Linked DNA regions of Homo sapiens: region 1 is linked to region 2. A link is a loop called in an ENCODE intact Hi-C map of the cell type or tissue named here. Cell type or tissue: natural killer cell. All regions are shown on one strand.

Region 1 (8,000 bases), 83 kb after region 2:
GCTCTGCTTCTTTCTACATCAGCCTCACATCTCTTCCTGTTCCTTGAACACAGTCTCCTCCTTTAAATTTATTATTTCTGCCTAGAATACTTTCCTTCTCCTCATACTCATTTAACTTATTTTCTTCAGGTCTAGCTCCATTGCTTTTTATTCCAGGAAAACTTCCCAACCTCCAGAATAGACCAAATATCCTATTATATGCTTAAATCACAGTGTGGAAGTATTGCCTTTGTGATGAAAGTGTCATGATGACTGGATAATTAATTATTGTGTCTTCCACTAAAGTGTAGATAGGAAAGAAAGCATGCCTGTTTTTGCTCACCATTTTTTCCTCATGTCAGGTAAAATGACTGGATTACATTAGGAACTTGCTCTGTATTTGTTGAATGAATGAGTGAATGAATGCATGAACAAATGAGTAACATCTGCCTCTGTAGTTAACTTGTAATCTGTTTCTGTCTTTATATAACCTCTACTGTAGGTAGCCTTAAAAATCTGGAAAATGACTTTATTGATTTAAGTAAATATTAAGTTTTTAAGCTTTTAAAAATCTATTGTAAGTTGATTAACTATGATTATTTTGAAATTTTCTTCATCAAAATTTGAGATGACTTTGGATACATACTGTTTTCAGCTACTCAACAAGTGCCATTGTATTTACTATGTATGAAATCTGGTGTTACTTCCTGCCCATTTCCTAGACTCAGTTGTTCTTTGCAAAATACCCATTTATCAGCAACCAGCCCACCCTCCCTCTGGGAATCAGTGAGAGTGGATCACATCAGTATGTCATAAATACTCCTCCTGTTTTCTTTGAGAGTTTTCTGCTGATGCAAGCGGAAGGCTTGGATGCCAGGCCTGTATGTGATACAGTAGAAATTTCCCCAGATGCCCTGTGGAAAGACAAGCTGCTACCCGGAGTCCTTCCTGGATGTCTGGCTTAGTGTAGTATACCATCAAGGACAACCTGGCTCTGTCTCCTAACAAGCTGCTAGGGCCTTCCCTCTTGCCTACCCTCCTGACAGCCTGGACCTCAGGCTAACAAACCTCTGGGTTGCCACTGTCTCCATTCTGAGCCATCAGAATTGTATATACATTCATCTGCTGATGTCTCTGTATTTCAAGCTGTATGTCTTTACACCTTTATAATACACAGTACAGATTTTGCTGCTTAAAATTCTAGTATTTCCTATAGACACTAAACTCAATTTTAACACAATGAATATGTTAAAACATTATATATGTGTTGGATTAACACATATAATGCAACTCATTTGTTGCTAATCTATCTTGGATTCCTTGGGTAGAATCTGTCTTCTCACCTGTCTGAAATGGAATTGAATCTCCTAACTTCTTACTATTTTTTTAAAGCCACAAATCCCTTTTAAAATGTCCGTTTAAGGCTGCTAAACTCACATTGTTATAGAGTATATTTTATATACTTTTCTTCCTTTTAAAAGATCATATACACTTTTCTCCTGGCCTCTAATTTTGCCAAATATTCTGCCATAACAGCAAGCTCACAGAACACAAGTATTTGCTTAAAGATATTTAAAGCAAATCCCCAAAGAGTTTTCTGTTGCAAATGTATTTTAAGACATAGGCTGAGGAGCTGAGTATTCAAATCCATGAGTTCTGACACTGATGTTTTATTAGGCCTACCCACATGAAAATTAGTGCTTACTTGCACAGTTATCTTATTTAAAAATACATTTGCAAAAAGAGAATAATTTCATTTTCACTGATTCAAAGGTCTATCTTTTCGAGTATTATAAACTTACATAGTACAAAAAGATTGGTAAAAGGGATGAGAAAAATAAAGGGCAATAGTAAGGTGAGTAAGGAAAGCAAAATTAAACTTGGAGACTTGGGTTCTAAATATAGCTTGTCTACATCCTAGCTGCAAGATCTTAGGCAACTCAACTAACCTCTCTGAACATCACAGATAAAATGGGGAATAATAACATTATCTAGCTCAAGGGTATCGTACAAATTATACAATATATGTAAAGTGCAAAGCATAGTTCCTGCACATAGTAAGTGCTCCATAAGTTAAATATAATAATAATCATAGTAAAATAATATTCTTAACTACAATCTTATTAAAAGGTTATTACCTAGAGTTTAAGCTGTGGGGTTATTTCCATTTGCACAAAGTGTGATAGAAATTTGGCTCTGTAGTTCCTAGCAGCCAATGTAAGAGTAAAACAAAAAAGTTTGTAAGTATCAAAAGATTTATTTACTTAAATATAAGAACCCTACAATAATGCTTCCAAACTAGGGTTTGCAGAATTACCACAAGGGCTCTGTCTGTCTAAAAGTCCCCCAAGCATTATCTATTGTTCAAATAAATGAGTTGCACATGTGTGTACTTTTATTTTTAAAGGCATATAGATATTGTATTAATAAAACCAATTCATCTAATTGTATTGTTGAATTTATACTTTTTGCCAGTAAGCATTTTCCTAATAGATGGACTTAACTAAGAACATCAGAATGGTGAAGAGCATTGTGTTAATACAATTCATTGTCTTATTTGTTAAAAAAGTTGAAAAAGTATTGCTGAGAAAAAGGAAACAAGTTAACTTTTGTTAAAGGTATCTCTTGGTTTTCACTGTCCTTTCCCTCATCAGTAGCGCCAAGAACATCTTAAGTCACAGAAACATTAGTTTTTGGAAGCAGGGTTTGCTGTAACTATAGTAGAAATGACATTCTGATTCCACTCCTAGCTTCACAAGGATATCTGTGAAAGATTTGGGGCAAAACTGTTAAGCTGTCTGAAAGTGCTTTTGCATAAGAAATGGGTTTTACTGCTAAAACTGTCATATTGCTGAGTTTTGAATGCCCTAATGGTAAATGATACTGGGTTGCCAAAAATAACCAGATTAGTAGTTTTTTCATTCATTTGGCCGTCTCAGTAAGTCAAATATTGATACTTTCTACTAAGTCATCTTGCCAACACCCATTTTGTTATACTTATGCTGAATCTGTTTGTCATCTCTTAAGTAAGAAAATTATTGATTATTTTGTGGGGATTTAATTTAAAAAAAATGGTAATGGATACTGTAAAGGAGCATTATTTGGATGGTTTAAAAACATCTTCCTTGATGGGAAAATCTTTTAAAAGGCTTTCTAACTTGGTGTAATTACTTGAATTAAGGAAGTGCAATGCCATTCTACTGACTTAGAACAACTTTTTTGACTTCCTGCAAAGAGGACCCTTACAGTATTTTTGGAGAAGTTAGTAAAACCGAATCTGACATCATCACCTAGCAGTTCATGCAGCTAGCAAGTGGTTTGTTCTTAGGGTAACAGAGGAGGAAATTGTTCCTCGTCTGATAAGACAACAGTGGAGAGTATGCATTTATTTATTTACTTTTACATTTTTGATTCGTTTTTACAGAGAAAAACTTCTACAGAGATAACAATTATTTTGCTTTTCAGAAGGACGCATGCTGTTTCTTAGGGACACGGCTGACTTCCAGATATGACCATGTATTTGTGGCTTAAACTCTTGGCATTTGGCTTTGCCTTTCTGGACACAGAAGTATTTGTGACAGGTAAGTACAAGGATATTAATATTTTTTAAATTATTTTTTCTCTTTTGGAGGAATGTTTGAAATAGACATAAAAATAATTTAAATGTGTTGGTAACTGGAAGTGAGAAGCCTGCTGTAAACCATCAAGATTGTTGTCTCAGGGAGACATAGCTAGTTGTGTGACAGAATACATTGTTTCTGTTTACAAAGACATAAATGTTTCGGGACAAAAAATACAATTTTAAAAGGAAAGCAATGTCTATCTGTATCTTTATTTACAACTGTTCAAAGATATTACAAAAGCAACATTATTACTTAACTTCCAAAGTGACAATAACACACATTTATAAAAGCCTGAGAATTTTTTAATGATAAAATAAGTGAGTTTTTATTCTTTTAACAAATTTGATCTTTTAAAAAGTCATAAAACAGCTTTGGTTGTATGTAAGCCACTCCCTCTTTTCAGACCTGAAGTTTGCTTCCTCAAATTTTGAATTTAATTGACATATTTTATTGAATACTTGGGTATATAATAGTTCAAAAATATATTGAGATATTTAGTAAAATATTAACTTTCTGCAATTTTTATCACAGAATGTATTTTAAATCAAGTTTTTAGTTTCTTGTTAATAGTTTTAATACATTTTTGCTTTAGAAATTCTTGTGGAGCCACCGCCCTTCCTGGGTGGTGGGTAAATATTACAGCCTTGATGAGATAGAAATATTTAAACTCTTAAAAATCATGCAAATGCTGTATTCAGTAGGAAAATGCAACTAGTTGGACTTCCAGTGCCTATTAAAGTTTGAAATCTTTGCACATTTATGGTCTATTCAATGGATAGTTCTTGAGCGGCGTCAATATGAATCATGAGTACATTTCAATAGATTATAGAATGTAACTAATAATTAATATTTAATATTTCTCTTTATGATGTAGTATCTAAAAGGACATTGAAAATAAAATTTTTGTAGAAATTCCAAAAAGTATAAAAAGTATTTTAAAACAACTTGCTTATTACAATTCACTTTGAAGTCTTTTTTTGACTTTTACCGTTCTTCTTTCCTCTGAAAGTCAGGGAAGTAGCTACCTCTTGAGCATGTTACATTGACAATTTCTATTTGGAGAGGAAAGAAAGAGGAAAGAAAAACAACATAAGATTTTTGTTGTTGTTGTTGTGGCTGTTTTGCTTTTTATTGCAAAGGTGAATTTTTTAAAAATCTATATATTTGCAGCATTTGTCTTAGTACAGAAAATGTTTATCAAGTTACCATCCCTTTAAAGCTTATGATAATAAAAAGTAAATTATAAAGAATAATAATCTCAATGAAGTGATATATGTATATTATCACAAATCAGAACAGATTTTCATTTAAAATTCCCACTCAGGAAATGTCGAAAAGCATTTTTAAATGAGCATAAAGAAATACTGAGACATTTTGTAAGCCAGAATATTTTTCTTCTCTTCATATTCATTTAACTTCTATTATTTTCTTCAGGTCTAGCTCCATTGCTTTTTATTCCAGGCAAACTTCCCAACCTCCTGAATAGACCAAATATCCTATTATATGCTTAAATCAGAGTGTGAAATATTTCCTTTGTGAATAAAAATTCAACTCATTCTATTACAGGATGTTTTTTTAACCATAAGACACATCTTTGAATTTATAATTGAAATAATATGATGGGGTCTAGAAACCTTTATATCAACTTTGCTGAATGATTTATACCATAGCAAATAAATGGATATACATAAATTTATTTTGAAAACTCAACTTTATCTTCAGTTGCTCACATAAATATTGAGAGCAAACATTTTTCTAAAAGACATTTGTAGACTCCCTGAGATATATGCTTATTTGTGGAAAAACATATACAGATATAATCATTTGTATCTGCAAATATTGTTTATAATCCTTTCAAGTTGCAAGAAACATTTTGTGATTTAATGTATAATTTGGAAAATTCTTAATGCTTTAAATTATTTATTTTTCTTTTTTAGCAACAAATGAGTTGGATTCTATGTTTCATTTTAACGTGTTAAAATTAGTTTAGTGCCTACAGGAAATAATAAACTTTTGGGGAACAAAATTTATATTGTATGCTGTAAAGGCATAAAGAAATAGAGCCAAATGTAGAGAGCCATCAATGGTAACTCTATGCATAATTCAAATATTTTATTTAATATCTAAAATGCACACACGGACAAGGCCAAAGTTAATCTTTGCCACGGCAACAACCAGGCAGGGTTCAGTTTTACTCAAGACTTCCTAATCCTCTTGCTCTGTGCCTCTTTGCCATGGCAACTGGAAGCCAAACTTTGTTTAGAATTTCTAAATAATGTTAGGGGACAATGATGGTTTTAAGAAGGCAGGTGAAGGTGAGTGTTCTCTGGTTCTAATAAAGTTGTAATGCCAGGCAGATCTACCACACTATAGCATGGCAGTTAGGAGTATATGAGTTATGGTATGTGAGGTATATGATGAGTTTTGTTATGAGTCATAACAGTTAAGACTCATTTCCTGGACATAATTCTTCATTTTTCCATCTGTATTAAAAATATATATCTCATGTTATAAACATGGACTGTGCCTTGCACATCACAGACATTCAATGAAAATTATTTAATTGAATTTGGTAAGCAGTCCTATTAAGTTCTAAATACTCCATAATTTAGAGATTTGGGAATGTGATTAGAATTACTTATTAATTTGAAAAAAAATGTCCTACTAAAAACCTGCCTGTGACCTTTATCATTGCTAAAGTTTGAAATGTACTTTGTTACAGGAAAGACTACGGCTAGGGCCTATATTATCTTTTTCTCTTTTGTTCTGTGTAAGTAAGTATAGGGGCAGAGTAGTTAGCTTGAACTTAGTTCTTTCTTTGTTCTGGACTATTTGCTATCCTCTCACCAGTGACAATTAACCAGTATAGAAATATAGATGTTTCTACATTGTTCATATACTTGAACATATATTTCTTTATGTAGATACTCACACATAAACTAGTTATATATTTGTGGGTTATATATACTAGTCAATCTATCTATCTGTCTATCTATCTATCTATCTATCTATCTATCAGTTCTCCATGTTTGTCTATTTGGCGTTCCCATGAACTTCAGACCTTCGCCTGTGTTCTCTTTTCTCCATTTGGTTACGTATCATTGCCTACTATGTGTTGATCACTCTGATTCTCCATCTCTAGACTCATCCCTCAGAAACACGGAACTTACTACCTTTCCTAAATCCAGACATTAACATGCTCCCCAAGTCCTGAAATTTTGCTTTGTAATAATCTCTAATAACTTCTTGCTTTGACACCTCCATTGCCATCATCTTAATTCATGGCTTTATTATTTCTCACCTGTAAAATTGTAATAGTTTTTTTAATCAGTCTGAAGTCTCATCCTTTTTTTAATGTAATCTACAGCTTAAAAAGTAAAATAAAAAGTGAAGGGTTACTGATTTCTTCTCATTGCCTTTGGTATAAATTCTAATCTTTTTTGCCAGAGAAACTGGTTCCACTAATGATCTGGGGGCTAGGCCTGGAGCTGGGAAGGGATCTTTTTTCTTTTCTTTCTTTCTTCCTTTCTTTCTTTCTTTCTTTCTTTCTTTCTTTCTTTCTTTCTTTCTTTCTTTCTTTCTTTCTTTTTTCTTTCTTTTTCTTCTATGATTGATTAAAAGAAAACAAACAGGAGGTAGTTTTAACACCCACCTCTATACTTTCTCAAGGTGTTTAAGGTTCTGGGCAAATCCTACTTCTTCTATTATGTTCTCTTATGTCACTTTTGCCACAAAATATTTCCATTGAATTGCACACTTTTTATCACCTTTTCTTGGCATTTTTCAAGTCATTTCAATCTGCTCTTTTTTGTGATGATGATTGATGATGATGATGACATGTGAATTAGTGGATTTCTTGACATTGTAACCTACATGAAATCAGGTATAGGAGACACAAAAGGCATAAACTCATAGTTCCCATACCTAATTTTTCACCAGACACTGAATAAATCATAGATTAAAAAAATAAAACTGCATATTGTAGTGACAAAGGAAAGGAAAATTTTCAAAGAGGGAAGTCAAAAAGAGGGAGAATATGAGATAAAAAAATTAACCAGAGGCGAAGTGGGAGGATGAAGACAGCAGGACTATTTTGTCCAGATTAAATTAAGTTGATTTTGGATCTAGATGTTTACAGTCTTGCCTTTTTGTTTTTGTTTGTTTGTTTGTTTGTTTTTTCTTTGCTCCCTTTCTTACTCTCCTTATCTCACCTCTCGTCTGGAAAGAGCCTCCTGACTTCCTAAAAGTTCATAGTTTGAGAATGTTTTTCCTAAATTTTCTTTGATCTGCTCTTTGGACATTCTAGGTAATGTAATTTGGAGGGTCAATTTTATTTTTCAGATACACATACCCATAGGAGAAAAAGCAAGGAATGGGAGGGAAATACAAATGTAGCGG
Region 2 (8,000 bases):
AATAAACATAGGACAGTTTAATTTCATGACCGTTGGAGCCATTATCAAACAGTTCCTTAATAGCCCTTGATTTTGAGACTGAGGATGAGGTGGAATGAAAGTGCATAACTATAAGAGTTTTAGAATCAAACAATTCTATTTCTTGCATGGGCAAATTGTGCAGCCTTTCCGGGGCTCATCTTCTTATCTGTAAACTGGGTAGTGTGATATCTAAACTACAGAGTGATTGTAAACTTTTAATTTAAATGCAGTGATATACAAAAAGTAGTTAAGTGTCTATCACAATGTAAGCACCACATTTATTCATTCTTTCAACAGGTATTTATTACAACACAACAGGCACTGTTCTAAGTGTTAAGAATGTAACAGAGAATGAGGTCCTTATCATAATTGTAACATAAAGAGTCTTCAGATAAAACTACCTGCCCTTATTCTTCTGTCTCCAATTACCAGGAGGCCAATTTCTGGGGCTGCTGTTAGGGACCAGTAAACACCTATCTAATGTAAAGTGTCGGGACTGCAGGTGACTCTGTCCATTTATCTGAAATCTGAGGGATTAATGAAAACAGTGTGGTCTTGAGCCTGACTTGAGAATGTGAGTTCATGCTTTAGAAGTCTCCCTGTGAACCCTGAGCTTCCACTGTTGAAAAGCCTTCCTGATTCCAAAAAGCTTCTACACTATTCTACCAGAAATTCCTAGCTTTGGTTTCAGCAAGGAAATTCTTATAAAAATTTAACTTTGCCATTTCTACAATCTGCCATTTTTCTTAGAATTTAGATTTATTAAAGGAAGCTAAATATTTATTTGCTAAATGAAAACAGACTTCTTGACTGTGGTATATGTATCAGTGGTTTTGCTTTCACAACCCTTAGTTCCTTTGTAAATTCTGGGTCTGTTACCAGAATGGACCTTAATTTCTTTTTAATTTTTTTTTCAACTGTGATCCCAGCAGGGACAAGGAAGCAAACTGAAACACATGATAACCTTCATCACTCAATCTGGAAAATTCAATAAGCCCAAGTTAAAAAGCTAAGAACCTAAAAAAACCCAACAAGTCCTCTAAACTAACATGTTAGAAAAAGTAGCAGGCCTAAAGGCAAGATGGTCCTATTCTTTATTTCTTTTCATATCTTTCCTGGATTTCTTATTCATATGAGTCTATCTGGAGGGCTATCTCTGAATATTTTCTTCTTGCAGAGATTTTTCTTTCTCAATTTCAAGGAAAGAAGAGCTGTAAGAAGAAATGGTCACAGGCAGAAAAGAGAGAGGTTGCATTAAAAAATGTGATCAAAGGCAGATTCTGATTTTCTAGCTCAATTAGAAAGTTTAAGTTTGGTAACTTTGAAAGACTAATGAAGTCTAAGTTGAATAGCAGAAATAATATTATTTGCTAGGGAGCTTTGTGTCTCTATGGATTAATGATTTCATTCGATGTGTAATACAGGATTCGAGATTGCCAGAGGTTGAACATCAACAAAAGGGATTTTTTCCCCTTTCCTCCTGGGGATTCTCTTCTGTTCTGTTCTCTTCCTTTCTCTCTTTCTTTCTTTTATGAGATTCAGCTCTAGGGTGAGAGATATCCTGAGTCTTGACTGTTCTTTGATTGAAAGGAACCTGAAGAAGCTTCTTTCTTTCCTCCCTCCCTTCCTCCTTTCTTTCCTCTTTTCTTTCCTCCTTCCTTTCCTCCTTCCCTCCCTCCCTCCCTTCCTTCCTTCCTTCCTTCCTTCCTTCCTTCCTTCCTTCCTTCCTTCTTTTTTTCTTGAGGAAGTTTCGCTGTTGTTACCCAGGCTCAAGTGCAGTAGTGTGATCTTGGCTCACTGCAACCTCCACCTCCCGGGTTCAAGCAATTCTCCTGCCTCAGCCTCCCAAGTTGCTGGGATTACAGCTGCCCACCACCATGCCTAGTTAATTTTTGTATTTTTACTAGAGACAGGGTTTCACCTTGTTGGCCAGGCTGGTCTCGAACTCCTGACCTCAGGTGATCCGCTCACCTCGTCCTCCCAAAGTGCTGGGATTACAGGTGTGAGCCACTGCCCCCAGCCGGAATTTCTTTCTTATTCAAGAAAATCTGGTTGATTGTAAGACCAGTTGGATATCTGAATCCGCCCCCCAAGTTAGGCCTAATAAATGCTAGTGCAATTGGAATGCTAGACCATGCATAGAAAATCATCGGAATTATTAGGCAGTGAGTACATATTTCTCTCTAAACAATTTGAGAGACAGGTTTGTTCATTTGAACTTAGGCTGCAGATGTGCTAATATTATGGCTGACATCTGACAGATGAAAAGATAGTCACTCCCAAATGGAAGGCACAGAGGGAAAGAAGTAAATGACCACGTGTCACTGCCAGTCACTGTTCTGGGAACTATGTGCTCACTGTTTCCTTAGCACTTCAAAACAACTGTATTAGGCGATTATAATTCCATTTTTTTGGTTAAAGAATTAACATTCAAATAAGTTAGGTAATTTTCTGAAGGTCATACAGCCTTTTAAAAAGTGACACTGAAGGAATTTGATTGCAGGTCTGTCTGACCCAGAGTTAGGTTCATTCCTTTCCCTGCTAACACCTTCTCAGCATATATATATATATATATATATACACACACACATATATTCCAAGATATATATATATTCCAAGATATATATATATATGCCAAGATATATATATATATTCCAATATATATATATTCCAAGATATAGATATTCCAAGATATAGATATATATATTCCAAGCATATATATGATGTTTTATATATAATGTATAAATAACACATGTTTTATATATACAATGTGTGTATACATATATAATATATGTTATATATTATATATGTATACATGTTATATATGTATATACTATATATATAAAATAGATATATATATCTCCCTGTATACACTATCTTAGTTTCCTTCAAGATCATGAGTATGTTTTGTATGTGGACTACATTTTACAGATTAAATGATGCAGGGAACCACAGAATTGAAGCTAAATGATTTAGGAAAGCAAATTCAAAGTTAAGTCAGAGAACCTTGAGTACCAAATCTAGGGAAACTCATCCAATTGAAGCTAAAATGAAACTGAAATTGGAGATCTGCAGCTTAAACAAAACAAATTTGCCTTTCCAAGGACCAACATAACTAAAGAAAAAATCTTTGTCTTTGGATGAGGCAGGATAAACCATCCAAAATGGAGTAAGACTCAAAGAGCTAGGATTAGTAGAAGGAAAAAAACGATTTAAAAAATAGTTCATAAAAAGATTGAGCAATCTATACACTGGTTGTACCTGTTCCTGAATTTAAATTAGATGTTTTAAAATTAGCCAATCTCATGTGCTGTGCTGTGGTGGACAAGGAACTGGAATTGTAGATAGCAGAAATTGCTAGAGGAGTATAAGCAAAAATGCCTGTGGATTCAAGACAATGGTCTTTGGGAGAGAACCCCAATAGCTTGGATAGTGGCATTGGTAAATTACTCAGAGAAACATTACTAAAATTTGGTTAGGGGATCATCAGTTGTCCCTTTGTCAAATCACACCCCCAGAGCTGGATGGAAAATAAACTTATGTTTATTAATGTGTTTTATTGGAAGTGAAGATGGGATGGGAAGATGGAGGCAGGAGAGGGAAACTGGAATTATTCAAGAGGAACTTTTTCTGGCTTAAATTGGCCTTCCCAATACATTTACCTGTTCCAAAGCCGACCATGTGAAAACAAAGGGCACAGTCAAAACTGTCCAGAGTCATGCAGAAATGTTCAGAGATGCAAGGGGTGTGGTTGCCTATGTTAATGGTATTTAGGGCTTCCTGTCAGCTTAAGAAAAAGGAAGTGCAGAAGTGAGAATGTGTGTGTGCTAGTGTGTGAGTTTCTCACTGTATGTGTGAGTTTTGTTGTGTGTTTCCGGGAGAGGGAAGGGAGGCTGGGGGGAGGGTGCAGACATGAAGGAAGTGCAGTAGATGTGGCAGTTTGGTCTATCTTGGAATCAGTTTGTGATGCTTCCGTGGTGCTGAATATCGCTCTCCATTTCTTCAGGTCTGGGAATGATTGTCTTTAATTACCTGTTTGGTTTTACTCTCGTATTTCTGGGATACCACATCTGTTTTTAATTTTCTCTCAATTACAAAAGCAATATATATTGAATGAAGAAAATTTGGAAAATATAGAAGACAGGGAAAATAAAATAAAACTGGCTCATAATTCTGTCATCCTGCAATAACGACTATTAACATTTTGTTGTGTATCCTTCCAAGTATTACTGAGATTTACAAAACTGGGCTATTACTCCACCTATTGCTTTATATCGTGTTCTTTTCCCTGGACTTTTATCTCTGTTTTCTTTCTGTGCCAAACCCTCAAATATTCTTTGTACTTTAGTGTCTCACTCGGGCAATTCTCCACCTTCATGTTACTCCCTGTCCATTGCCTTCAACCCATGTTCTGTCCCAGTGACTTCCTCCATGTCTTTCTTTAGAGTCCATGATTCTTCCATAAAAATCCCTTCTTTGCTTTATACATTCAAAGCCCTTTTTGTAATCACCCTGATAAACCTCAACCTTCATAAAATCTAACTACCTTTCTTTTCCATGTTAACCACATTGCTGGAGAAAACCATGCAACTGTGCTGACTCCTCAAAATGCTATTCCTCAAACATAATGTCCCCATAAGAAATGAAGTGTGCTTCTACCTCCAGGCCTCTTAGTGTTCCCTCTGCCCAGACTTCTCTTTCTTGAGCTGTCTTCTGAGGCTTATTCCTCTACATTCAGGTTTTTCCTCAAATGTTATCACTCAACTCAGCACAAACACCTATCAGTGGCCTCAGTGCACTCTATTGAAGTGATCGAATCACTGCAGTCTCCTTTATTTCAGCACGTAGACTCCTTGAAGAGAAGAGTCATACTTAGTGAAGTCTTGTCACAGAGTCAGTGCTCAATAAATGTCTGCTAAATAAAATAATAAATGGAAAAAATCCACTTTTTTCTTCTTCTTCAGGTGGCAAAGGAATTTCAGCCACATTATCATATTTGATTCTTTCAAAAAACCCGCGATATTGATTTGATGACAGTATTTTGGATATTATATATGTGTGTGTATATATATATGTGTGTATATATATGTGTATATATGTGTGTATATATATGTGTGTATATATTTGTGTATATGTGTGTATATATAAGTGTGTATATATATGTGCATATATATGTGTATATATGTGCATATATATGTGTGTATATATGCGTGTATATATATGTGTGTGTATATATATATACACACACACATTTTTAACAGGACTTCAAGTTCACAACACTAGCAAGGGGGAAAGATCAAGCTTGGTGTTACTTTCACTCTACCACACGTCTCATACTTCTGTATCAAAGTAGTCCTAAAAACAGAAAAAACTGTCTAGCCTGGATGCTATGTATTGCTGTAGCTGAATACATTCTGCTGAAGCATGACATTTATATTAAGTGTCCAAAATTCATTTATCTCACTATTATCTTTAACTTGGTACAAATTAGTGTACTATTATCCTGTTACATGTTTGCTGCAATATTATCTGTTTTATAACTTACAAATTAAATTAAATTTTTTGACTCTTTTCCTCCTTCAAGAAAAGATGCCACTCCAAAGGATGCCTCCTATTCATCCCATGACTTCCCAGAACTTCTTGCATACGTTAAATGTCTCCAGACATCTGTATAAACCCAATCTGGGAAATAACATGCTTTACCACACAGTCTTTCCCCATTGTGGATTAAAGGCAGGACTTGATAATGTTGCTATTTGTATGTCAGTGAGTATAATGAGAAACACCAACTCAGTTAAATGGCATATACTTCCAATGCAAAATTGTTGATCAATATCCTGGCTCAAAGGGTTATCAGAGATGTATGATATCTGGACATGTTTTTGAGACATTTTACAACATAGATGTAAAGAAACTCTTCTTGACTCTCCTAGATATATAGCCAGACTTCACTCTTCCCTCATCTGAACAACTAATGAACCTCATGTGGATAACTATAAAATTTATTGCAAATATTTGGAAGATATAATGTCCCCAAGAGAGAAAAAAATTAATAAAAGCTTATATATCTGGAATGAAAAAAACATAACTAGGGAAGACAAAGTTTCATGTTACTTGATTCCTAGATACACCTGCTCAACCTTACAGAGTTCTGAGTCATAATAGAGGGATAAAAAATGCAATATGAGAAATACCAATGCATATTTTGATTGGACTACCAAGAGATTTTCATTTCACAAAGTAGAATGGAACAGAAAATCTTCAATGATTTATGACAGATTATTTATAGTGGATAGAATTCTCAAAAATCTGGCTTTCTGCTTTATAAAATTATCTCCAAATGCAATAAGTGCTCTACTTCCTATTGCTACTTATAATAGCCTTTTTGATTAATGCTTTCTTCTATCACCAAAATATATAAATAACCTATTTGGATTTATTTATAAAAAATTATAAAATAGCAAGAATACTGTATTCTTGTGAGGACATAAAATACATGAAGCAGGAAAGAAAGCTCTAAAGATACAATTCAGAAATGGAATATATAATTGAGTTCCTTGTAATAGTCATTTTAGCTTAACTATTTTTTGTTTTCTTGGATTTTGATATTTAAAACACGGATCTCTCTCTGCTGGTGACATTGCACACACTGCAAAATTGCCAAGGTGTAGAGAATTCCAAAATTATAGAATACAATAAAAATTTAAATCCATAAACCAAATGTTTGAAATCTAAGAAATCCCAATCTGGGACTCTACCTCTTTTTAGCTTGTGATACACACATAGGGAGATTCAGGAGTTCAAGCAAGGATTTTTAAATCAGAATTGTCCTCTAGAATAAAGCCATATTCTAAGCATTCTGACCTGAGGGGCTCTAAATTTATAGGTGTCTTTCAAAATACTGATTGTATAGCAAAATATACAAATACACAGACTCCAGAGAGGAAACAGCATTTACTCCCTTCCTCCAGTATCAGCTTCCTTACACCACCCTCCTACGATGGTGGCTGCAAGCCAATTCCTGTGGCAAGACATTTAAAAACAACTGTGTGGCTCCATATTGATTGGCAACACGCAATTTGGCTCCATAAAGTCTGCAAAATGAATCATGATCCAATGCTGTTACCTGCTTGACTTCAATGTATCTTCTCTTACCACAGGAAAAGCAATTTAATAACAGGCAATTTACAGTCCTGATTATAATGGGCCAGTGAGGTTCAGTTCTAGATGCACTGGCAAAACTCAGCCAACAGATTTGGTGGTCTTATTTATTTATTTAATTATTTATTTTATAAAGTTAGCTTTTAATGGCCCATTTGTGATTGAATCCAGAATTACATAGTCTATATAATACTGACCTATGGTATACCTAGGAGCCCTGAATTTTTGCCAAGAATTCCTGGCTGTGTCTATAAGACAACAACATGTCCAGATGAAAAATGTAACATGCTAGCTATTTTGTCTGTATAAGAATTATAGTGTTAATTGTTTTTAAGTGAACCTGTCAATTTAACACAAACAGGGAGTGAACATAGATACAAGCTCCAAGTGTGTGGTGTGCCTTTTTATACAAGTTCTTTTGGAAAAAAATTACTTGTTTGTGTTAACTTGCAAGAATTACATTAGAGAATAATATCCATCTCACTTGAAATTAAATTATTGAATTTGTTGGAATAAGTAGACTTACTAATGATTATTGTAGTATGGCTCATGATAATTGAAAATATCAATTTATAAATTGTCATTTAACATTAGGCTTTTACTACTATTTTAGCTTATTATGTTCATATATTTCTATTGAATTCAGACTGTGACTGACTTTCTTGTTGTTGGAAGATATTGGAGGGAAGAGATTACCTTTTTATTCTGTGTGTTGGGGGGCTTTGAAAGAAATTAGAATCATTTAAAGCAATTTTGTTTCTTTATTTTGATAATGTTTTTATCCTAGTCAAAGGCACAATGACTATTTCTGAATCAGT

The links. Peaks named below come from ENCODE experiments on the same cell type or tissue, not always from the same donor. Only the 100,000 strongest peaks of a DNase experiment are listed, where the experiment ranks them.
Region 1: it touches region 2 in a loop (2.7-fold over the local background); 5 of 110 quality-filtered maps call a loop at or near these places.

Annotation. Positions count from the first base shown.
Region 1 is chr1:198,635,782-198,643,781 of GRCh38, forward strand. It overlaps PTPRC (protein tyrosine phosphatase receptor type C), which reads left to right and starts at 3,259. Exons shown (of 33, transcript NM_002838.5): 1 at 3,259-3,356; 2 at 3,445-3,560. The coding sequence starts at 3,488. In natural killer cell, no CTCF peak of the experiment used is centred here; DNase peaks (open chromatin) are centred at 850, 2,786, 3,270 and 5,890; H3K4me3 peaks cover 5,618 bases; H3K27ac peaks cover 7,323 bases.
Region 2 is chr1:198,553,261-198,561,260 of GRCh38, forward strand. No RefSeq gene overlaps it. Among named protein-coding and RNA genes, the nearest start is that of ATP6V1G3, 17 kb to the left of the region's middle. In natural killer cell, no CTCF peak of the experiment used is centred here; DNase peaks (open chromatin) are centred at 3,891 and 5,351; H3K27ac peaks cover 5,471 bases.